Linked DNA regions of Homo sapiens: region 2 is linked to region 1. A link is an interaction called in ENCODE POLR2A ChIA-PET data of the cell type or tissue named here. Cell type or tissue: PC-9. All regions are shown on one strand. Each heading gives the region's core, and the rest is flanking DNA. Links, peaks and the distances in the headings are about the cores only.

Region 1 (11,991 bases), core at 4,941-8,940:
AGAGTCTTTAAAAGCCATTTCAAAGCTGTTAGATTTTGTTCTGTCCATGAAAGCATAAATTGCTCATAGCTGTTGATGAGGAGAAAAGAAGTTTGTAAAGCCATAACAGATTTAGTTGTGAAAGGGTCATTTAACTGATTTGTGTACTGCGACGCCTCATGGTGGCTGTATTAAGAAACTACTGTAGTGAAATATTGCGACCACATACCTTGTCACTCGGACTGAATCCATTTACATGTATGCAGGCTAAACATTAGTAAGTTAAAATTCCAAATAATATTTTTAAGGTTAGTATATTTGTAAGTTTTATTTGGGAGAAAATATCTTTTGTCCTGCAGTTCAGGGAGGAAACTTCATATGCCTTATCAGAGTTCTGCTCCTGGGAGTTCACCTGGGAAATGACCATCATTCAGCCCTGAACTTCCAGAAAATACTAGCCAGGTAATCTGGGCAGCTGCGACTCTATTCTGCTCCTTTGTGTAAATGAGAAAAAAGTTACCTCTTTTTGTGATACTTTATTTCTAAGTGTTGGAAAATTGTCATAATAGATTGATTTTGTTAGAACACAACACTTTACTGCATTTTGAAATGTCGTCACAGAGATACAGATCTGTGCTTGCTGATGTGAATGGCATCTCTTAGGGTTCTAGAACATAGCATGACTTCCACAGATGTATACAGAGACCCTGCAGGCAGTTATATCCTAGGAAATCATGTCTTTAGACATGAGATGTTAAAACATCACATCTGGAAACCTGTACATATTATATATTTATTGAATGTAAAATGCTAGTTATTTGTAAAATCGTTACTTTAAAAGTTATAAATATAATAGAAGCCTGGCACAGTGGCTCACACCTATAATCCCAGCACTTTGGGAAGGCCAAGGCGGGCAGATCACTTGAGGCCAGGAGTTCAAGACCAGCCTGGCCAACATAGCGAAACCCCATCTCTATAAGAAATAAAAAATTTGACTGGGCATGGTGGCTCACGTCTGTAGTCCCAGCACTTTGGGCGGCCAAGGCGGGCGGATCACGAGGTCAGGAGATGGAGACCATCCTGGCTAACACAGTGAAACCCTGTCTCTACTAAAAAAAAAAAAAAAAAAGAAAAAAAGTAGCCGGACATGGTGGCGGGCACCTGTAGTCCCAGCTACTCAGGAGGCTGAGGCAGGAGAATGGCATGAACCCGGGAGGTGGAGCTTGCAATGAGCCGAGATCCGCCATTGTACTCGAGCCTGGGCAACAGAGCGAGACTCCGTCTCAAAAAAAAAAAAATTTTTTAAAAAGTAATAGAAATTAAGAGAATACATTATAGAGACGTTTCTTTACCTCTGCGGTTTATTGACAAAAGTCTTTACATTCTGTTACATATCTCTTGGCCCAACCAATTTAATGTATTTTCCAAGTTAGTGTGTCTTTTAGAGTTTGATTAAAGAAGAAAATTTTCTGACCTTTATTAAAAAGCTTTTCTTTATTAGATGGGTACAGTAATAGAATGCAAAATGACTTTAAGCATCTATCCCCTTTATCCATCATTAAAAGCTAATTGTCACATAATATAAGTGCAACTTGATGGGATTTTTAACGTACCAAAAATTGGCAATCTGTGATGAGGAAAGTGGGCTCTGTGAGGACTCAAGTTAAGAGAATGAAAGAAAAAATGAAGCTTTTATAAATCTTAAGTGGTAGCTAAATGGAAATAAAAGCTTTTAATTTTTGTAGGAGAGTAGTGATAGCAGATCAGTACCTTATGTTTTGCTGGAAACCGAAGTTTTCAGAATGTGCTTGTATGACTGCTAGGGTGGTGGTTTGGGCCACTGAAGACTGTACAGGGTTAATTCCTTATGTTTGGAAAAATGGTAATGCCTTCTTTATCTTTGTGCTATCCATGGAGTTATTTTCTTAACAAGAGCAATAATGACCTTTCTTGCTCCTCTTTAGGGAATGGCAATTGGTGGGATATTCAGTAGGAAATCCATTACCCTGTCTGTGTCTTGGGTAGTTTGTGGTGCTCCCCTGGTCCAGTTTGGGTCTTGCTCAGTAGGTAGTGATGATGCATTAAGTGGATAAAACCACAGTCATGCTGGGGCTTTCATTTGGCTCAGTGACATGGTTGTAAAACACAGGGTTTCAAACAAAGATTTTTGAAATGGTGCTCTCTTACTAATCCTCCTCACAGTTTGGTAGAAAGGGCACTAAAATGTTGCTGGTTTGTAAAAAGTAGAGTGCTTGTTTATCGTAGCTCAAAGGTGCTAATTGTTTCTAGCAGGAGTATTACACATGAAACCTCAAGGTCATGCTTAACCCACTGGCTACTGAACAGTTTGACTGCACTGTAATACACAACCTGTCCCAAGCTTTCATGCAGCTTCCTAGCTCGGACTCATTAGATAACGTTAGTTTGTTTGAATCAGCACACTCTTCTGTGCCTTCTGAAGATCTAAGACCTGGGAGCTACTGACCATCCATATTTTCATTCCTTAACTCCTAAGACTGTGCCAAGATGTTACGTCTTCTCTAGTCATTCCTGCCTATAAATTATTTGCAATTTTGTTTTACCTTTACTACTGTCATAAATCTAGGAAATTTTAGTTTGGGCAACTTAAGGACCATAGTTTTTATAGCCCATTGTCAGAACACTAGTTATTTACTTACTTTTTGTGACATAAAACCCAGATTTTTTAGATTCCATGATACACAGAACCATATGATTAAATCAGTTGTTATTATGTGCTTTTAGTGACAAATCTTTTTAGGGCTACATCATCTTATCTTACATGAGACAGATAATTTCTGTAAGAAACTTGTATCAGAAACATGTAGCCTGTCGTGAATTTTTATTACTTTCTTTGTTGTTTATTGAAAGGGTTGGGACTTCTGAGTTAAATAATTTAAAAAGTTACATTTTACTGTTATAAAAATCCATGTTAATCCAAGAAGAAAATTTCTGTTAAATGCCTTTTTGATTTAAAGTGTGTGAATTAGATATTTGATCATGATTTGGGACCTGAAAAACTATCTTATTTCTTTATAAATGTAATATAGTTACTGTATCTGAAAGTAATATATGGTTCCTTTATCCTCTCTACTACTGCTGTATTTTCAGAAGGAGAAGCAATTATATTGATTTGCTGAGTAACTTCTTACTCAACCAGTTTCTGTTATAGTATATTAACATAACTGTTCTGTTAGTTTATTTATTCTGACTTGTGGGCATGAATATTTTAGGTAAACTTTATAATGTTCAAGATAGTTTGAAAGATTAATCAATGCTTATTTCCTTGCTTTACAAATGTATAAGAGCTATTCAAGTAACAGTTATCTAAACAAGTTGTTTTATAATGAGGTAGTATAAGAGAAGTATTTCCCTAGACAACATGAAATAAAGCTCAAACATCCTCAATTTTTTTTGTTTGTGAATATTTATAGCTTTGAATCTCAGCTGTAGTCGGGATGATGGCATAAATTGTAATTATACTGCAGAACTGAAAGAAAAATTTGAAAGAACTGATAATGGCTCTAAAACAGTATCTTTAATAAGCTAATGGTATTGGTGACCATTCAGTAAGTATCTGCTCAGTCAATGAAATCATTGAACTTCATCTTATTTGTGTAAGTGATGATTGTGCCCTCCATGACTTCACAGTACCTAGTTCAATACCTACTAAGTAAATGAGCATTCATGAATGAATGAAATGTAAGGCTGAATTTTGAATTTTGCAAGCTTTTTTGACATACGACTTTAAGATCTGATCAGATCTCTCACAGATTCCCATGAAACCTATCCCAGTTGGTTTTCTTTTCGTTTTATATTTGTTCTACCCTTCAATAAATGAATAAAATATGATATTAAATATAATATGTACTTACTGCCTGTGGTGTACCCGGCACTCTTCTGTGTACTTTCAGATATCTCACTTTGAAGATCATAACAAATATTACTGGTAGATGTAATTTATCCAACCCCCAATTTCTTGTTTCCTCCACTCCCCCACCTCACTCTGCTCTCCTTCCTTCCCCTCCCCTTCTTCTTTCCCTTCTATTGATCTTATTCTTCATTTCTCTGTTATTTGACAAATTTTGAGACTGAGACTTTGAGAGGTTGAGTAACTTAGGTGGAATCACACAGGAGGGCCAAAGCCAACTCCTTTTCTACTTTCATCACATATCTAGGGACTCTGACACCTAGATTCTAATTGCTGATTCCTGGAATGGTTGCTTGTCTTTGTCATTTTTATGGCTTCTTTCTCATGATATAAAATGCAATTCTGGGCTCAGCCACACTCTCAGAGCCTAATTAAGTTGGTGTTTTAAATACTTACCTGGGAGGCATCGAGGTTTGGACGTATGATTGTGTGTCAGACAACTCCTGTTTGAATGTCATTTGTACCACTTCTTAACTGTGTCAGTATGAACAAGGCACTTAACCTCTTGGATTCTAGTTTCCTCATCCATAAACGAGGAAAATAATAGTTACCTTTTGAAGTCATTTTGAAAATTAAAAAGATACTACCTATATAAAGCTACTTACTAGTCATAAATTTATACTCTTGCTAAAAACACTTTTGCCTTTTTCGTTAGACGTGTTTAGCGTATCTGTGTTTATGTGTGTGTTCCATTTGTCTATTTATAAGCATACTATGTGGTCTGATAATTTATGAATGAGAAAAACAGATGCAGAAAACATCTGGGAGAGATGTTTTTGGGAGATGTTTTGGGAGATGTTTGGGAGATGTTTTGGGAGAGATCTTAATAATGGTTAGTAGTATACATTTAAAGACAAAGCAGAATATTATTTAAATAGTTCCACTGTGGAAAGCAGTTAGGAGATTTCTCAAAGAACTTAAAATAGGACTACCATTTGACCCAGCAGTCTACTACTGGGTATACACACAAAGAAAAGTAATTTGTTTTGTCAAAAAGACACATGGGCTGTTATGTTCATTCCAGTGCTGTTTACCATAGCAAAGACGTGGAATCAACCTAGGTGCCCATCAACAGTGGATTGGATACAGCAAATGTAGTACATATTCACTGTGGAATACTATGCAGCCATAAAAAAGGAACAAAATCATGTCCTTTGCAGCAACATTGATGCAACTGGAGACCATCATCCTAAGCAAATTAACGTAAGAACAGAAAACCAAATACCACATTCTCTCAGTTATAAGTGGGAGCTAAACATTGAATACACCATAGACATAAAGATGGGAACAACAAACCCTGGGGACTATTAGATGGGGAAGGGAAGGAGGGGAGCATGGGCTGAAAAACTAACCATTGGGTATGCTCACCACCTGGGTGACAGGACCATCCGTATCTCAAACCTCAGCATCATGCAATATACCCATGTAACAACCCTACACTTGTATTCCCTGAATCAAAAAGTTTTAAAAATAGAATATGAAAAATAAATAGTAAAATAATTGTATTTATTCAACAAACATTTATCAAGCTTTTACTCAATAAATGGGGTAGGCTCCATTCTAGTTCCTGGGACTATAGTAATAAGACCATTAAAAATACTGCCTTTATGAAGTATACTTTCTAGTGGGGGAAAACAGAAAATAAATAAAATAAGTAAGCTGTATGGTGCATATTAGATGGCTATATGTTATAGGAAAAATAAAGCAAGGGAAGGAGAGAGAGGGGAGGTTGCTCTAGAGTGTGGTTTGTGATGAGATAGGGATCATACTCTCAGGAATTATGCAAGTCCAGGATAGGTGTGTGCAAAGATAGCGAACAGTGTGCTGACCTTAGGGATGTCCGTCCTCTTCCAAGACATGCACGTCTTTTTCTGCACCATTTTTAGAGTAGCTCTGGCAGACTTGGAGACATTCCTGTTCAGCATGAAAAGTTGTACAGAAGTTTGTACCTGGTGGCAGACTTTTGGGAATCTACTATTATGCTTGGAAGAGGATGCCTGGTACTCTGGATGGCTTTCTCCATAGTTGGCAGAATTAGGGGCAAGCCATGTGCATTCCTTGCAGCTGAAGTGCTGATTGATACTTCTCTTAAGACTTTTCCTTGAAATTCCTAATAGCAGTCAGGTGAGCTATTAAGTGGGTGTTTTGGACTGAGAAAAAGTGTCTTAAGTAAGCGTGCTTGTTCTTACCTTTTTTTTTTTTTTTTTTAATACTGAATGGAAGGAAAGGTGCATTTAAATTTTAAAATAACTCTCAAGGAGCCAGGACAAGGGAGAAGAGCTAATATTAATTTTTCAAAAATTCTTATGGGAATAAATACTTTCTTTTCCTCCTTATTCATTCATTTATACATTCATTTATAGATATTAATTTTTTCAGCATGTATTTATTGAGCATCTCCTGTATTCTAGGCACTGTGAATGTTACAAAGTAGATAAGGATAGGTAAGATACATGCTCACAAGGAGTGTATACAACAGGAAGAGAGAGGAAGAAGTACAGAAACAACTTTCCTATGAGACCTTAATGAGATAACACAAGGGGAATAATCTAGCACATACCTGGGCATAGTAGATGCTCAATACCAAGAGTCAACTGTTGACTCTTGGATAAAGTGATTAGTCACTCTGGAGAGGTACAGACAATATGGTCAGATGAGGGATCGGTAACTTTTGACGCTATTGTTGGGGAAGTCCTCATGGAAACTTGAAATGGGCCTTGGAGTTGAATGGGATTTGGGCACATCCCCCTGAGCGTGGGGAGATCACCTTATTTGGCTTTGTATTTTTAGCAGGTGGTACAGCATAGGTTGGAAATAATTTTTTTAGATGAATAAATGAGGGGAAAGGACAGTTTTGGTGAGGGGTAAACCGCAAGCAATGGCATGCCAGAGATTGGGAAGTACAACAGAGTTTAGGGGCTCCAGCAGTGATTCAGTTCAGCTGAAGAAAGAGTAACTACAAGGGAAATGTATCTTCTAAGTAAGATCAGGGTCAGATCCTGGGGAGGTCATAGTTGCCAGGCCAACCATGTAGGATCTAAAGCAGGCTTGGTAGCCAACACTGGTGACATTGGAGCAGGGTATGGGTGGCAGGAGCCTCAGATGAGGAGACTATTACAGCATCAGAGCTGGAAGTAATTACTCATCTAGGGTGGCCATAGGGACTATAGAGACCTGGATAGAGGTAAGTGATATTTTAGAGGCGGAATTGACAGCACACTAAAGTAAGTACTTCAACTGTAGCTCAGTGGAATGATTTTGAATGCCTCCTTTTGCTATAGGAACTCTTTTTGAGAAAATGAAAACCTCAAATCAAATTTCCTGGAACAACTTTTTTGGAGAGTTTAGCGCTATCTAAGTCATTCTCCTAGGAGCTCTTATAAAACATTATGAAGGCAAAAAAAATGTTAAATAAAGTTATTATATCAACAGGTAATTTACAGCACAGTTCAATATTTATACACTGTAAATATATTTTTATAGTTCTTTTGGACCCTTTGTATATTCTGTGTTATACATACTCACATACAAACACACACATACCAGGAAAGGAGAGAGGAAATACAGAAGTAGCCACGTGTTAGTTAATTATTTGATGCTGCATCTTCGATTACTAATGAGCCCAGTGACAACACTTTGTTGATTTTTATGTGAAAATTCTTTATGATCATCAGTGTTATGAAGTGGTTTCCACGAAAGCATTTCACCCATCTTTTTCTTCTTTTAAAGAAACATTTACAATAGTGATGCTGTTTAAGTTTTGTTAATACAATGCATTTTTGTTGGGGGAAGCATTCTTCGGAAAAACCGTATCAGCTTTTGCTTTCACATCTAGCATAAATGTATAAGACTGTAAGAAGAGGCAATATAAAAATGTAATATGCATGATCCTTTCTTTCTGGCATCACCGACCTCATTAATAGATTTGTGTGTAAGGGAATATAGTCCTGAAAATTGTTAAACCAGATCTCAACCCTGGTTTTTACACTGATGTGAGTATCCTGTGCCAGACACTTTATTTCAACAGGCCTTAGTTTTCTCATTTATAAATAAGAGCCTGCCCTGGAATGATCAGGAACATCCTTCTGGGAGTAATTCCCTGTGACTCTGTGCCCTGTTAGGGCCACATGGGGAAGAGCTGCTCATAAACATTGACAAATTGAAATATTTTAAAATTCAGATTATTTGTATTCTTCACAAGTTCCAGACTATTATCCTTTTTCATGTAAGAGGCTGAAGAAAGCCCTATGTTTACTTTAGTTGCAGAACATTGAGCTTTTCTGAACAGGGTACATGGCACATGGAAGATTCCCCAATAAATAATTGCTGGGTTTGTTTCAGCTGTGAGAGTTTAGTACAGCGTTAAAGGATTGCTCCTGGGGCTGGGCGCACTGGTTCACCCCTGTATTCCCAGCACTTTGGGAGGCTGCGGCAGGCGGATCTCTTGAGCCCAGGAGTTCAAGACCAACCTGGACAACATGTCAAAACCTTGTCTATACTAAAAAATACAAAAAGTTAGCCAGGCATGGTGGCCCACACCTGTACTCCCAGCTACCTGGGAGGCTGAGGTAGGAGAATCACTTGAGCCCAGGAGGTCAAGGCTGCAGTGAGCCATGATCATGCCACACTGCACTCCAGCCTGGGCAACAGAAGAAACCCTGTTTCATTAAAAAAAAAAAAAAAAAAAAAAAAAAGGGATTGCTCTTGGACTTGGTCTGATCCTCTGCTCATGTTAGAGAAGCAACTGAAACAATTCTTAATGTATTCAAAGGTAAACTCTTAAATGGATAACCACAGAAACCTAGGCATGGTATTAAGGCCTGGGAATATGAAGTAAATAAAAATAGGTACCCCCACGAGCTTTCGCTATGGTAGGGAAAATAGACATTAGGGACTTGGGACATATAGGATTTATTCCATTGTTACAGATAGAAAAGTGTGAAATCAAGTGACTTCTCTAAATCATTGTTGAAAGTAAAATTGTATTTTAAAAATCAGTAAAAGTGCTTAAAAATTAATCACAATTGGATTCATCCCCATTTTTCCTGCCCCAACTAAAGGTTATTTCTTTTGAAGTAACATGACAAATTCTAATATGGTTTCTTCATAATTTCCTTTTTCAGGTCTGAAGCACAGATATATTTCAGCTAGTCTCAACATCCATGTTGAGAGGCAAGGAGATACGCAATCTCTAAGGACATTGCATTTCCAAATATATAGGGATTTATAGATCAAAGCCATTTTTAGTCATTTTTGCTGAGGTAGTGAAGACCTAATTTTACCCACCCTTTAAATGCTATACGTCTTTTGACTTCATAAAGAAAAATGTTGATTTCAAAAATTTTATTTTGGTGTTAACAGTGATCTCAGGGTGCTAAGGATCTGCTAAATTTGCTGAGTTTGAATGGTTTGGTCAGTAGTGAAAAATTTGGCTTATTTGGTATTTAGGCATCCCATTAAAATGAGTGTTGAACATTCTCATTGCATTATACTGTTTTCATAAAATCCTCTGTATTCACAATAATAATTACTACTGATTATGGAACATTATGTATCAGACAATGTGATAGATATTTTAAACCATCTTATTTAATCTTTACAAATAAGACTAAGAGATAGACATTATTGTTTACCATTTTATCTATGAAGAACCTAAGACTCCAGGTGGTTAAATATCTATCCATGTAGCTATTTCTATGCTTCAGGATTTGAGTTCTGGTCATTCTAACTCTAGAGGCTAAGTCAGTTACCATATTGCTACTTTCTCCCGTGCTCCCAAGTAATTATTGCTAAAATCTAAGTCCTGGCTTTTTAACGTATGGGCTAAAGGACAGATTGGATGTATGAGAACTGTGTCTATGAGGGCAGTTTGTGGGAGGAGGGACCTGGGGCCTAATAGGAGAGGTAGATTTTAGAAACTGAGTTAAGGACAAGAAAACCGTAGCTGGCAGGAGAATCCAAGTCAACAACTGAAAGATACTGTATCATTCACTAAAGAGGAAGGGTAGATGAAGAAGTCACTGAGAACTTGAGGTCTAGCTGTGATTTCTGATTACTATCTCACTTGTTTTTTGAAACAGTATTAATTTTACACAAAAGGTATGGTTACTTACCCAGTTCAACTTATGCATATTTTATTAATTCTTTAATTTATTCTATCTAGTGTTATTAGATCTTTAATTCCTGAGTACTTATTTTCTAGATTTCTAACAATGGTGGACTATGTTCTTTCAGGAAGATGGTAGTATTTTAGGTTTGTTATGTGTTTTTTTTTCTTCTGGATTCTCCAGATAAGCAGTTAATTACCCTATTTGTCTATTCCTGAACAAATAAGAAACTGAGAGTGGGATCCAAGAATGTATGTTTTTCACAATTCCTGAAGTTGATTATGATATGCATCAAATGTTGATAGGAAATTGAATACGCGTGTAGAGAAGGTAAAGGGATTTGGGATCTAAACCCAGGAGTGCCGGGTATGGGGAAGGCTGTTCCTTTACTGGAGAACAGAAGCTGAACATGAAGGAATAAAACAGACAGTGGTGAGGGATTATTGATTACGGATTTAGAGAATTAGTCATTCTTAATTTAAAAACCCCTTTTGGCTGTTACTTGTGGAAAATAAATTGGTCTTTTTTCACTCACATTTTCTATGTGTAGAATGGTCTGTTTTTAGTGACCTGGTATCCAAGAAATTGTAAATAGACTGATGTCATTTCACTTACTTTTGAAACACAATATAGAACAGTTGGAATACTTTTCTTGTGTTGATTCCTTGGTTTAAGATTTTATATGTATCTAGCTCACAAAGGAATTTGTGGATTTCCAAGGGCATTTTGGCAAAGAGAAGGTAATATACAAATTTTAATATACAAAGTAACCAAAAGGTATGGTTACTTGCGGAGTTTAACTTATGCATTTTTTATTCTTTAATTTATTCTGTCTAGTTTCTGTAGCTCTTTGATTCGTGAGTACTTATTTTCTAGATTTCTAGAAAGATCATGCAATTGCACTCCAGCCTGGGCAACAGGGTGAGACCCTGTCTCAAAAGAAAAGGAGAATTCTTAATTGTGTCCTGAGTCCAATGACATTTTAAAAGATTGATAAAGTAGCTGGGCGTGGTGGCTCATGCCTGTAATCCCAGCACTATGGGAGGCTGAGGCGGGCAGATCACTTGAGGTCGGGAGTTCAAGACCAGCCTGACCAACATGGAGAAACCCCATCTCTACTAAAAATACAAAATTAGCCGGGCATGGTGACGCATGCCTGTAATTCCAGCTACTCGGGAGGCTGAGGCAGGAGAATCGCTTGAACCTGGGAGGCGGAGGTTGCAATGAGCCGAGATCGTGGCATTGCACTCCAGCCTGGGCAACAAGAGCGAAACTCCGTCTCAAAACAACAACAACAACAACAACAACAACAACAAAATACATATGTTTCTACTTTATTTTCATAGTATTGATATTTGTTTCTGCTAAACCAAAGCTCCTATTTGAGGTGTAGTTGCTCAGTTTCCCACCTCCTATCTTCTCTCTATTTGCATGTACTTTTGAGTAGATGGGGTGAGAACAGGATTATTTGGCTAAACAATATAGAACAGTTGGAATACGTTTCTTGTGTTGGTTCCTTGATTTAAGATTTTCTATATACCTAGCTCACAAAGGAATTTATAGATTTCCAAGGGCATTTTAGCAAAGGGAAGGTAATATGCAAAGGGCTAAGTAATTCACCAATTGGGTCATTAAGACCCAGAAAAAGCTTGGAGAGTGCTTGTTAACTTTTCAAGAAGACATTGACTGCTGTGATCACATCACTGTTATGATCATGAAGATCAAACAAAAAAGTTACTCATCAAAAAGCAGAACCGGAACCAAAACTACTATCCCACTCATGTTTAAGAATGTGGTGTTCATGTTCTGAAAATACAATTATGTATCCCTCGGTTAGAAAGATGTGAGTTAAAGAAGCCCCAAGGAAAGGCATCTGTAACACTGCTGGGATGGAAAGCTGCCACTGAAGAAGATTCTCTTCTTGAATGCTGAAAGCGTCTCTGGTTTCATCCTGTG
Region 2 (11,991 bases), core at 4,477-8,476, 80 kb before region 1:
GAAGTTTGCTTTGCTCAATGTCATAAGTTGGTTTACAATTCAATCGAATGCCCTGGTTTGTCACAGGAGCTCACCAATAAGCAAAACAGCCAAGCCTTTTGAAGACTAATTAGAAAAAGTACAATAAAATTAATTCACACAGCACATGTGTTTTCTTAGACTTGGAAGAAATATACTGTCTGTGAGCAAAGAATTCTAATCACATTTGGAGGCACTGCTATAGAACTGTTCCTGGGATTTTTCAGGATTATTAACACATGCTGTTCTCTAATTATTTGTGATTTAGTAGACACATAAAACTCACCTGATTAAGCAATCAAAACTGAATCTACGGCAGAGGTGGGTCTCATGCCCTCTGCATCTTTATTCTAATTTCAAGACAGAACTGAAGTGTTTCTATCCCCTGACTCTATCCCTAGGGAGAACAAAGTCATACAAGTCAAAGATAAACTAAAGGATACAGCTGGGCCTCCAAGATAAGGAGGAGTAGAGTGTGGGGAAACAGGAGTAAAGACCAAGTTCTCTGGTTCAGGAAGATCGATCCTCATCCCTCTATTGCCTGGAGGGGTGGTTTGGGAAGGAGGAGAAAAGGCCTAGAGGAGATGGCTTCCACCTGCCTGGAAGGTGGCCCAGAAAGAAAAGGAGTACACAGATTCAGTTTCAGCAAGGGACAGAGATCAGGGAGGAATTTGTGAGAAAGGCCATAGTGAAATAATCATGTAAGTGCCTTTGCCATTTCTCCCTCATTCCAAACTATATGGGGGTAGATGACTGCATGAAATCTCAGAATCCCAAGACTGGGGTCTTGGCTTTTAACAACTGACAATCAAGTGGGAAGGAATGCAAGCATATACTTCTAGGATGAATTATTGAAGTTCCTTTTTTTTTTTCTTTTTTTGAGTCAGGGTCTTGCTCTGTCACCCAGGCTGGAGTGCAATGGCACAATCTCGGCTCATTGCAACCTCAACCTCCTGGGCTCAAGCGATCCTCCCACCTCAGCCTCCCAAGTAGCTGGGACCACAGATGCAAACCACAAAGCCCGACTAATTTTTTTATATTTTTGGTAGAGACGGGGTTTCCCCATGTTGCCCAGGCTGGTCTTGCACTCCTGGGTTCAAGTGATTTGCCTACCTTGGCCTCCCAGAGTACTGGGGTTATAGGCATGAACCACCACACCTGGCCCTATTATTGAGTTCTATTAAGAGCCAGCCCTACCCAAAAAATCTTTGATGTCTTCCACTGGGGGATAGATAAGGGTTCTAGTATATTAAGAAATCACAGAATAATAAGAAAAAAAAATCACAGAATCATGTTTACATAGCACCTCTATAGACTCAGTCATAATCTGGATTTCTCATGTGTGTCCAGGGATACATCATTTAATCAAGAAACACTAAGAACAAAATCTTGCGGAGAAGGATCTCAGTAACTGGTGGGTAACCAGGACTGGTTTCACAAGTGTAGGACTTATACAGTAACACCAGTAACACAGTCCCCAAGCACCTCTCCCCGACCTGCCCCACATCCCTACTTGGTTTAATGCTCTACTGTGCTAAAAAAATTCTTAATACATTTTGAACAAGGAGTTCTGCATTTTCATTTTGTATCAGGCAATAAGTTTGTAGCCAGTCCTGAGGTTAACAATGTAAGACCTGGATTACAGACCTCTCCTTTCTGGGAAATCCCTTCTGTCTGGGCACCTTATTACTAGTTGCAATATTTGTCAGATGTTTTTCAAAAGGGAACATAATTAAAATAAACTGCTACTCCCTAACCATGTGTTTTATTGTTCTTTAATAATAATTTTGGGCCGGTGTGGTGGCTCACATCTGTAATCCCAGCACTTTGGGAGGCAGAGGTGGGAGGATTACTTGAGGTCAGGAGTTCCAGACCAGCCCGGCTAACACAGTGAAACCCCATCTCTACTAAAAATACAAAAATTAGTCAGGCATGGTGGTGCATGCCTGTAATTCCAGCTATTTGGGAGGCTGAGGCAGGAGAATTGCTTAATCCCAGAAGGTGGAGGCTGCAGTGAGCTGAGATCATGCCACTGCACTCCAGCCTGGGTGACAGAGTGAGACTCTCTCTCAAAAAATTATAATAATAATTTTTAAATTTTGCAGGGTGAGCCATTAAAAGTGGCTCACACTTGTAACGCTAGCACTTTGGGAGTCCAAGGCAGGAGAATTGAGTGAATTCAGAAGTTCAAGACCAGCCTGGGCAACAGAGTGACAACTCATCTCTATTAAATTAAAAAAAAAAATCAGCCAGGCATGGTGGTGTGTGCCTATTGTCCCAGCTACTTTGGAGGCTGAGGTAGGAGGATCACTTGAACCCAGGAAATTGAAGCTGCAGTAAGCCGAGATCATGCCACTACATGCCAGCCTGGGCAAGATAGCAAGACACTGTCTCAAAAAAATAAAATAAAAATAAAAAATATTTTTGGAATCAAGCATACATTGTGTGTGAGACATCAGGTAAAGTGCTAATACTATAAAGAAACATAAATGCCAGAGATGTAATCCTAAGTATAGTTTCCTGCAGAATTTTTTTCTTTATGTACCTTTGAGTTGTATCTGTATTCCTTTTAGCAGAGTAACTGCATCTGAACAACTACATCCACAAGCTCTCTGGCCATATCTATATGCACAATCTATTCAAAAGTATTTCATCAACTTTTATCTCCATTGTAAAATTACGCAGATATTTGGATCATCCCAAGAAGTAAAGGTCTCTACATGTGAGTACAGACTGATCCCTTAATTTGTTCCTTCTTGGCTGCCAATGCCACTGGCAGAGGAACCTCTAACACTATTTTCTAAGGGACAAGGCCCAAGTGAAATTCTGATCTACCAAGACTTGCTAATTATTAAAGTAAAGCTGAAACACCACACACAGAAAGAGTTGCTTTATAAGAGCGGTAAGAATAGGTCCAGGCCATACAACACTGATTTCCACACACACACCTCTATTGTTTTGTGTTATTTTGTTTCCTTTAACTAAGCTAACTTTTAAAGGGTTATGTCTACAGCAGCCTAGCAGACACACAACTGTGTCTGTTAACAATGAATTAGATTTTCTGGTTGCAGAAAAGTTACAAGATCTGGGCCTCTTTGGGGTGAAAACACAGAGCTAAATGTGAATAAATGCTGCAGTAGAGATGATGGCCAAAAAGAATGAAGACTACACAATTAGGATATTCAGAGACTGTTAATGTGAATCACACACTCTCTCTACAAGATCTTGATTTCAATAATTGTCAAATTAATTTCATAAGTACAGTAAAACCTCATTAATTTGGATGCTCTCAACTTAAAATTTGTATAAGTAATATAATAGAACTCCGCTGGTTTATCTTTCTATAGTGGGCACAAAAATGACAGGTATAGGCCAGATGCCGTGGTTCACGCCTGTAATCCCAGCACTTTGGGAGGCTGAGGCAGGCGGATCACTTGAGGTCAGGAGTTTGAGATGAGCCTGGCCAGTATGGTGAAACCTCGTCTCTACTAAAAATAGAAAAATTAGCCTAGCGTGGTGGTGCACGCCTGTAATCCCAGCTACTCAAGAGGCTGAGGCAGGAGAATCACTTGAACAGCAGGTAGAGATTGCAGTGAGCCAAAATCGCACCACTGCACTCCAGCCCGGGCAACAAAATAAACCACCTCTTTAAAAAGAAACAATTTTAAAACACCCTCATGTGCTTTAAAATTCTTGGTTTCATTAAATAATAATTTGGGCTGGGCATAGTGGCTCACACTTGTAACAACAGCACTCTGGGAAGCCAAGGCAGAAGGATTGCGTGATGAGCTCAGGAGTTTGACACCAGTGAGGGCAACAGAGTGAGAACTCGTCTCTATTTAAAAAAAAAAAAAAAAATAGCCAGGCATGGTGGTGTGTGCCTGTTGTCCCAGTTACTTGGGAGGCTGAGGTAGGAAGATCATTTGAACCCGGAAGATTGAGGCTGCACTGAGCTGAGATCATGCCACTGCATGCCAGCCTGGGCAACAGAGCAAGACACTGTCTCAATAAAATAAAATTTAAAAAATTAATAAAACATATTTTTGGAATTGAGTATATACTGGGTGCAACACATCAGGTGAGGGGCTAGTATTATAAAAAAACATAGATCAAAGGTCTGTCTTTAGTGAGCTTAGAGGCCAGTGGGTGAAACGGGTCAGGTACATGGAAATGTGACTCTCAATACCAGGTAACTCAAAAACTATGGAATGAGGCTGGGTGTGGTGGCTCATGCCTGTAATCCCAACACTTTGGGAGGCTGAAGCAGGAGGACTGCTTGAGGCCAGGAGTTGGAGACCAGCCTGGGCAACCTAATGAGACTTTGCCTCTACTAAAAATTTAAAAATTAGCTAGGCCTGATGGTGCACACCTGTAGTCCCAGCTACTAAGGAGGCTGAGGAGGGAGGATCGCTTGAGCCCAGGAGATCAAGGTTGCAAGAGCTATGACTGCGTTGCTGCACTCCAGCCTGGACAACAGAGTGAGATCTTATCTCAACAACAACAACAACAACAACAAAAAGTATGGAATATGAAGGCTACAGATAATTTGTTCTGTTCATTAGAGCGGAGCTTCTAAAGTATGATGTGGTCATTGCTCTATAGAGAATTATTGTAAATACTTAATTTTTTTTATCTTTTTATTTTAAGTGCCATAATGCAGATTTTCCTCTTCATTGAAGCACTTACACTTAACCTTTAGTTGTTGAACGCCTACTTCGAGTAAGAGATTGTGCTAGGTATTGAAAGGAACATGCTGAGAAAGATGCTGTTTCTGATCTCAACGACTTTTCTCAAACGAGTATTGCCCACGCTAAATGAAGTTAGGAAGGGGAAAGTCTAAGTAGCCTGCTATGAGAGCACAGGGACTGTGTATTACATTAGCTTCCACCAGAAGCCAACCATGAGACAAGAATGCATGCACAAGTTGTTTATTTGGGAGGTGATCACAGACAGCACCAAAAGGGGAGTCAGGAAGTTAGACTAGCCGATAGCAAAAGGTATATTATGGAACAGATTCCTGCTGTGAGCAACTGGGGCTCAATGTTGCTGGGGAGCTCTGGGGACAGAACAGAAGATGCCTTCGTTAGCCTGAGGGGCAAGGACACTCAGGTATTTATCTTCCAGTTTGCTTCCTCCATTGGTTAAAGGCTACTCCTGAGGAATGAAAACTTCTGGCACTTGTGAGCTGCCCTGGTACCAGGTGCAAGAGGAATGTCCTCAGGCAACTGCTCACAGCTGGAAACCTAACTATGTTCCTGGAGATGATGTGCCTGGGGGAAAGGGCAGGATGCTCATTGTATCTCCCATGCAAGGGGGAAATATGATTCCAGATTTGATTATGAAAGAAGGCTGCTGGCAGAAGTGGTATTTTTAGTAGGGCCACACAAAGATGGAGGTAGTGATGGAGGAATGACAAACTCGGCTGTAGTAACTACAAGACTAAAAGCAAAGAGATGGAGAAGGGTGCATAGTCATCACTAAAAGCAAATATCCCTGCATAAACAGAGTTTAGGGTTCACAAACGAGGAGGAATAGAGGGAAATATGGCCAAAAGACAAACAGTAATCAGAAAGAGGCCTCTTTACATGTCCTGTCGAGCAACTTTAAACTCTATCCCGTAGGGTCTCTATCCTGTAGTCAAGGAGACTAAATATGTTTGATTACTGGAGTGACATGATTAAATTTTTATTTTAGCAAAATTACTCTAGAAATTTTGGCACAATGTTTCAGATGGCTTGGAGGAAGGGACAGGAGACTATCATTAGAGCCAAGGTGAGACATAATCAGTGATGGTACAAGGGCATTAACAGTGAGAACAGAGAAAGGAAATAGGTGGAAGACACTCTGAGAGATGCTCCCGGGACTGCACACCAGAAAGGAAGATGGAGAAGAAGAGGAGGGTCTCAGAAATGAAGCCCATGACTCACTGGATTGATGTTGTCTTAAACTGAGGTAATATATTATAGCAGGAAGAAGAGAATTTGTGGTTGGGGTTTGGATCTGTTGAATGCAAGGCGGACTATTAATCTGGAGAAGTCTGGCAGGTAAGGTGTATCCAGAGAGCCAGAGCCAGAGGTATACATTTGGGATGCATCCAAACAAACTGACCAAGGAAAAGGATAAAATGAGACAGCTTCAGTTTGGTATTCCCCCATTATTAATTCCGAATTAATAATGTTTTTCCATAAATATAACTTGGAACAATCATTTCAGGATACTCACTAATTGGGATATAGAATTTCCTTTTCTAATTTTTGTTTTAAGGAGGAGGGCTGGCAAGATGGCCAAATAGGAACAGTTCCGGTCTGCAGCTCCCAGCAAGATCAACACAGAAGGCAGGTGATTTCTGCATTTCCAACTGAGGAACCAGGCTCATCTCACTGGGACTGGTTAGACAGCGAGTGCAGCCCACAGAGGGTGAGCAGAAGAAGGGTGGGGCGTTGCCTCACCCAGGAAGCACAAGGGGTCAAGGAACTCCCTCCCCTAGCCAAGGGAAGCCGTGAGGGACTGCACCATGAGGAATGGTGCATTCCGGCCCAGATACTATGCTTTTCCCACGGTCTTTGCAACTCGCAGACCAGGAGATTCCCTCGGGAGCCTACACCACCAATGCCCTGGGTTTCAAGCACAAAACTGGGCAGCTGTTTGGGCAGACACCGAGCTAGCTGCAAGAGTTTTTTTTTTCATATCCCAGTGGCACCTGGAACACCAGTGAGACAGAACTGTTCACTCCTCTGGAAAGGGGGCTGAAGCCAGTGAGCCAACTGGTCTAGCTCAGTGGATCCCACTCCCACGGAGCCCAGCAAGCTAAGATCCACTGGCTTGAAATTCTTGCTGCCAGCACAGCAGTCTGAAGTCGACCTGGGACACTCCAGCTTGGTGGGGGGGCAGGGCGTCCACCATTACTGAGGCTTGAGTAGGCGGTTTTCCCCTCACAGTGTAAACAAAGCCACCAGGAAGCTCGAACTGGGTGGAGCCCACTGCAGCTCGGCAAAGCCGTTGTAGCCGGACTGCCTCTCTAGATTCCTCCTCTCTGGGAAAGGCATCTCTGAAAGAAAGGCAGCAGCCCCAGTCAGGGGCTTATAGATAAAACTCCCATCTCCCTGGGACAGAGCACCTGGGGAAAGGTGCAGCTGTAGGCGCAGCTTCAGCAGACTTAAACGTTCCTGCCTGCCAGCTCTGAAGAAGGCAGCGGGTCTCCTAGCACAGCCTTCAAGCTCTGCTAAGGGACAGACTGCCTCCTCAAGTGGGTCCCTGACCCCCATGTCTCCAGACTGCGAGACACCTCTCAGCAAGAGTCAACAGACACTTCATACAGAAGCGCTCTGGCTGGCATCTGGCAGGTGCCCCTCTGGGATGGAGCTTCCAGAGGAAGGGACAGGCAGCAATCTTTGCTGTTCTGCAGCCTTTGCTGGTGATACCCAGGCAAACAGGGTCTGGAGTGGACCTCCAGCAAACTCCAGTAGACCTGCAGCAGAGGGGCCTGACTGTTAGAAGGAAAACTAACAAACTGAAAAGAATAGCATCAGCATCAACAAAAAGGATGTCCACCCAGAAACTGCACTCAAAGGTCACAAACATCAAAGAACAAAAGTAGATAAATCCAAGAAGATGAGGAAAAACCAGCACAAAAAGGTTTAACATTCCAAAAACCAGAAAGCCTCTTCTCCAAAGGATCACAACTCCTCATCAGCAAGGGAACAAAACTGGACAGAGAATGAGTTTGACAAATTGACAGAAGTAGGCTTCAGAAGGTGGGTAAGAACAAACTCCTCTGAGCTAAAGGAGCATATTCTAATGCAATGCAAGGAAGCTAAGAACCTTGAAAAAAGGTTAGAGGAATTGCTAACTAGAATAACCAGTGTAGAGAAGAGCATAAATGACCTGATGGAGCTGAAAAACACAGCACAAGAACTTCGTGAAGCATACACAAGTATCAATAACTGAATCGATCAAGCAGAAGAAAGGATATCAGAGACTGAAGATCAACATAATGAAATAAAGCATGAAGAGAAGATTAGAAAAGAAAAATGAAAAGGAACAAACAAAGCCTCCCAGAAATGTGGTACTATGTGAAAAGACCAAACCTACATTTGATTGGTGTACCTGAAAGTGATGGGGAGAATGGAACCAAGTTGGAAAACACTCTGCAGGATATTATCCAGGAGAAATTCCCCAACCTAGCAAGACAGGCCAACATTCAAATTCAGGAAATACAGAGAACACCACAAAGATACTCCTCGAGAAGAGCAACCCCAAGACACATAATTGTCAGATTCACTAAGGTTGAAGTGAAGGAAAAAATGTTAAGGGCAGCCAGAGAGAAAGGTGGGGTTACCCACAAAGGGAAGCCCATCAGACTAACAGCAGATCTCTCTGCAGAAACCCTACAAGCCAGAAGAGAGTGGGGGCCAATATTCAACAGTCTTAAATAAAAGAATTTCAACCCAGAATTTCATATCCAGCCAAACTAAGCTTCATTAGCAAAAGAGAAATAAAATCCTTTACAGACAAGCAAATGCTGAGAGATTTTGTCACCACTAGGCCTGCCTTACAAGAGCTCCTGAGGGAAGCACTAAACATGGAAAGGAACAACCGGTACCAGCCACTGCAAAAACATATCAATTTGTAAAGACCATTGACACTATGAAGGAACTGTATCAACTAACAGGGAAAATAACCAGCTAGCATCATAATGACTGGATCAATTTCACACATAACAATATTAACTTTAAATGTAAATGGGCTAAATGCCCCAATTAAAAAGACACAGACTGGCAAATTGGATAAAGAGTCAAGACCCATTGGTGTGCTATATTCAGAAGACCCATCTCATATGCAAAGACACACATAGGCTCAAAATAAAGGGATGGAGAAAGATCTACCAAGCAAATGAAAAGCAAAAAAAAAAAGCAGGGGTTGCAATCCTAGTCTCTGATAAAATAGACTTTGAACCAACAAAACTCAAAAAAGACAAGAAGGGCATTACATAATGGTAAAGGAATCAATGCAACAAGAAGACCTAACTACCCTAAATATATATGCACCCAATACAGGAGTGCTCAGATTCATAAAGCAAGTTCTTAGAGACCTACAAAGAGACTTAGACTCTCACACAATAATACTGGGAGACTTTAACACCCCACTGTCAATATTAGAGAAATCAATGAGACAGAAAATTAACAAGAATATCCAGGACTTGAACTCAGCTCTGGACCAAGCAGACCTAATAGACATGTACAGAACTCTCCATCCCAAATCAACAGAATATACATTTTTCTCAGCACCACATCACACTTATTCTAAAATTGACCACATAATTGGAAGTAAAACACTCCTCAGCAAATGCAAAAGAACAGAAATCATAACAAACAGTCTCTCAGATCACACTGCAATCAAATTAGAACTCAGGATTAAGAAACTCATTCAAAACTGCACAACTATATGGAAACTGAACAACCTGCTCCTGAATGACTACTAGGTAAATAATAAAATAAAGGCAGAAATGAATAAGTTCTTCAAAACCAATGAGAACAAAGACACAACATGCCAGAATCTCTGGGACACAGCTAAAGCAGTGTTTAGAGGGAAATTTATAGCACTAAATGCCCACAGGAGAAAGCAGGAAAGATCTAAATTCAACAACCTAACATCACAATTAAAAGAACTAGAGAGGCAAGAGCAAACAAATTCAAAAGCTAGCAGAAGACAAGAAATAACTAAGATCAGAGCAGAACTGAAGGGGATAGAGACACGAAAAACCTTTCAAAAAAAAATCAATGAATCCAGGAGCTGGTTTTTTTGAAAAGATTAACAAAATAGATAGACCACTAGCCAGACTAATGAAGAAAAGAGAGAAGAATCAAATAGAAACAAACAAAAAAAATGATAAAGGGGATATCACCACTGATCCCACAGAAATGCAAACCACCATCAGAGAATACTATAAACACCTCTACACAAATAAACTAGGCAATCCAGAAGAAATGAATAAATTCCTGGACATATACACCCTCCCAAGACTAAACCAGGAAGAAGTCAAATCCCTGAATAGACCAATAATAAGTTCTGAAATTGAAGCAGTAATTAGCCTACTGGCCAAAAAAAGCCCAGGACCAGACGGATTCACAGCCAAATTCTACCAGAGGTACAAAGTGGAGCTGGTATCATTCCTTCTGAAACTATTCCAAACAGAAAAAGAGGGACTCCTCCCTAACTCATTTTATGAGGCCAGCATCATCCTAATGCCAAAACCTAGCACAGACACAACAAAAAAAAGAAAATTTCAGGCCAATATCCCTGATGAATATCGATGCACAAATCCTCAATAAAATACTGGCAAACCGAATCCAGCAGCACATCAAAAAGCTTATCCACCACAATCAAGTCGGCTTCATCCCTGGGATGCAAGGCTGGTTCAACATACGCAAATCAGTAAATGCAATCCATCACATAAACAGAACCAATGACAAAAACCACATAATTATCTCAATAGATGCAGAAAAGGCCTTCGATAAAATCCAACACCGCTTCATCCTAAAAACTCTCAATAAATTAGGTATTGATAGAATGTATCTCAAAATAAGAGCTACTTATGACAAACCTACAGCCAATATCATACTGAATGGACAAAAGCTGGAAGCATTCCCTTTGAAAACTGGCACAAGACAAGGATGCTCTCTCTCACCACTCCTATTCAACGTAGTATCAGAAGTTCTGGCCGATGCAATCAGGCAAGAGAAAGAAATAAAGGGTATTCAAATAGGAAGAGAGGAAGTCAAATTGTCTCTGTTTGCAGATGTCATGACTGTATATTTAGAAAACCCCACTGTCTCAGCCCAAAATCTCCTTAAGCTGATAAGCAACTTCAGCAAAGTCTCAGGATACAAAGTCAATGTGCAAAAATCACAAGCATTCCTATACACCAATAATAGACAAACAGGGAGCCAAATCATGAGTGGACTCCCATTCACAATTGCTACAAAGAGAATAAAATACCTAGGAATATGACTTACAAGGGATGTGAAGGACCTCTTCAAGGAGAATTACAAAGCACTGCTCAAGGAAATAAGAGAGGACACAAACAAATGAAAAAACATTCCATGCTCATGGATAAGAAAAATCAATATCATGAAAATAGCCATACTGCCCAAGGTAATTTATAGATTTAATGTTATCCCATCAAGCTACCACTGACTTTCTTCACAGAATTGGAAAAAATGATTTTAAACTTCACATGGACTCCCAAAAACAGACCGTATAACCAAGACAATCCTAAGTAAAAAGAACAAAGCTGGAGGCATTACGCTACCTGACTTCAAACTATACTACAAGGCTACAGTAACCAAAACAGCATGGTACTGGTACCAAAACAGATATATAGACAAATGGAACAGAATAGAGGCCTCAGAAATAACACCACACATCTACAGCCATCTGATCTTCGACAAACCTGACAAAAACAAGCAATGGGGAAAGGATTCCCTGTTTAATAAATGGTGCTGGGAAAACTGGCTAGCCATATATAGAAAGCTGAAACTTTCCTTACACCATATACAAAAATTAACTCAAGATGGATTAAAGACTTAAATGTAACACCTAACACCATAAAAACCCTAGAAGAAAACCTAGGCAATATCATTCAGGACATAGGCATGGGCAAAGACTTCATGACTAAAACACCAAAAGCAATGGCAACAAAAGTCAAAATGGACAAATGGGATTGAATTAAACTAAAAATCTTCTGCACAGCAACAGAAACTATCATCAGAGTGAACAGGCAACCTACAGAATGAGAGAAAATCTTTGCAATCTATCCATCTGACAAAGGGCTAATATCCAGAATCTACAAAGAACTTAAACAAATTTACAAGAAACAAACAAATAGCCCCATCAAAAAGTGGGCAAAGGATATGAACAGATACTTCTCAAAAGAAGACATTTATGCAGCCAAAAGATACATGAAAAAATGCT

The links. Peaks named below come from ENCODE experiments on the same cell type or tissue, not always from the same donor. Only the 100,000 strongest peaks of a DNase experiment are listed, where the experiment ranks them.
Region 2: POLR2A ChIA-PET joins it to region 1 with 8 read pairs; 2 of 35 experiments call an interaction of 5 or more read pairs at or near these places.

What each region holds. Positions count from the first base shown.
Region 1 is chr3:107,543,752-107,555,742 of GRCh38, forward strand. The region is part of intron 2 of BBX (BBX high mobility group box domain containing); the gene reads left to right. Among named protein-coding and RNA genes, the nearest start is that of BBX, 27 kb to the left of the region's middle. In PC-9, for the core only: no CTCF peak of the experiment used is centred there; no DNase peak of the experiment used is centred there.
Region 2 is chr3:107,463,772-107,475,762 of GRCh38, forward strand. It overlaps LINC01990 (long intergenic non-protein coding RNA 1990), which reads left to right. Exons shown (of 3, transcript NR_110039.1): 3 at 1-141. Among named protein-coding and RNA genes, the nearest start is that of LINC01990, 39 kb to the left of the region's middle. RefSeq lists enhancers at 6,164-6,902, 6,903-7,641. In PC-9, for the core only: no CTCF peak of the experiment used is centred there; DNase peaks (open chromatin) are centred at 5,270 and 6,960; H3K4me3 peaks cover 573 bases.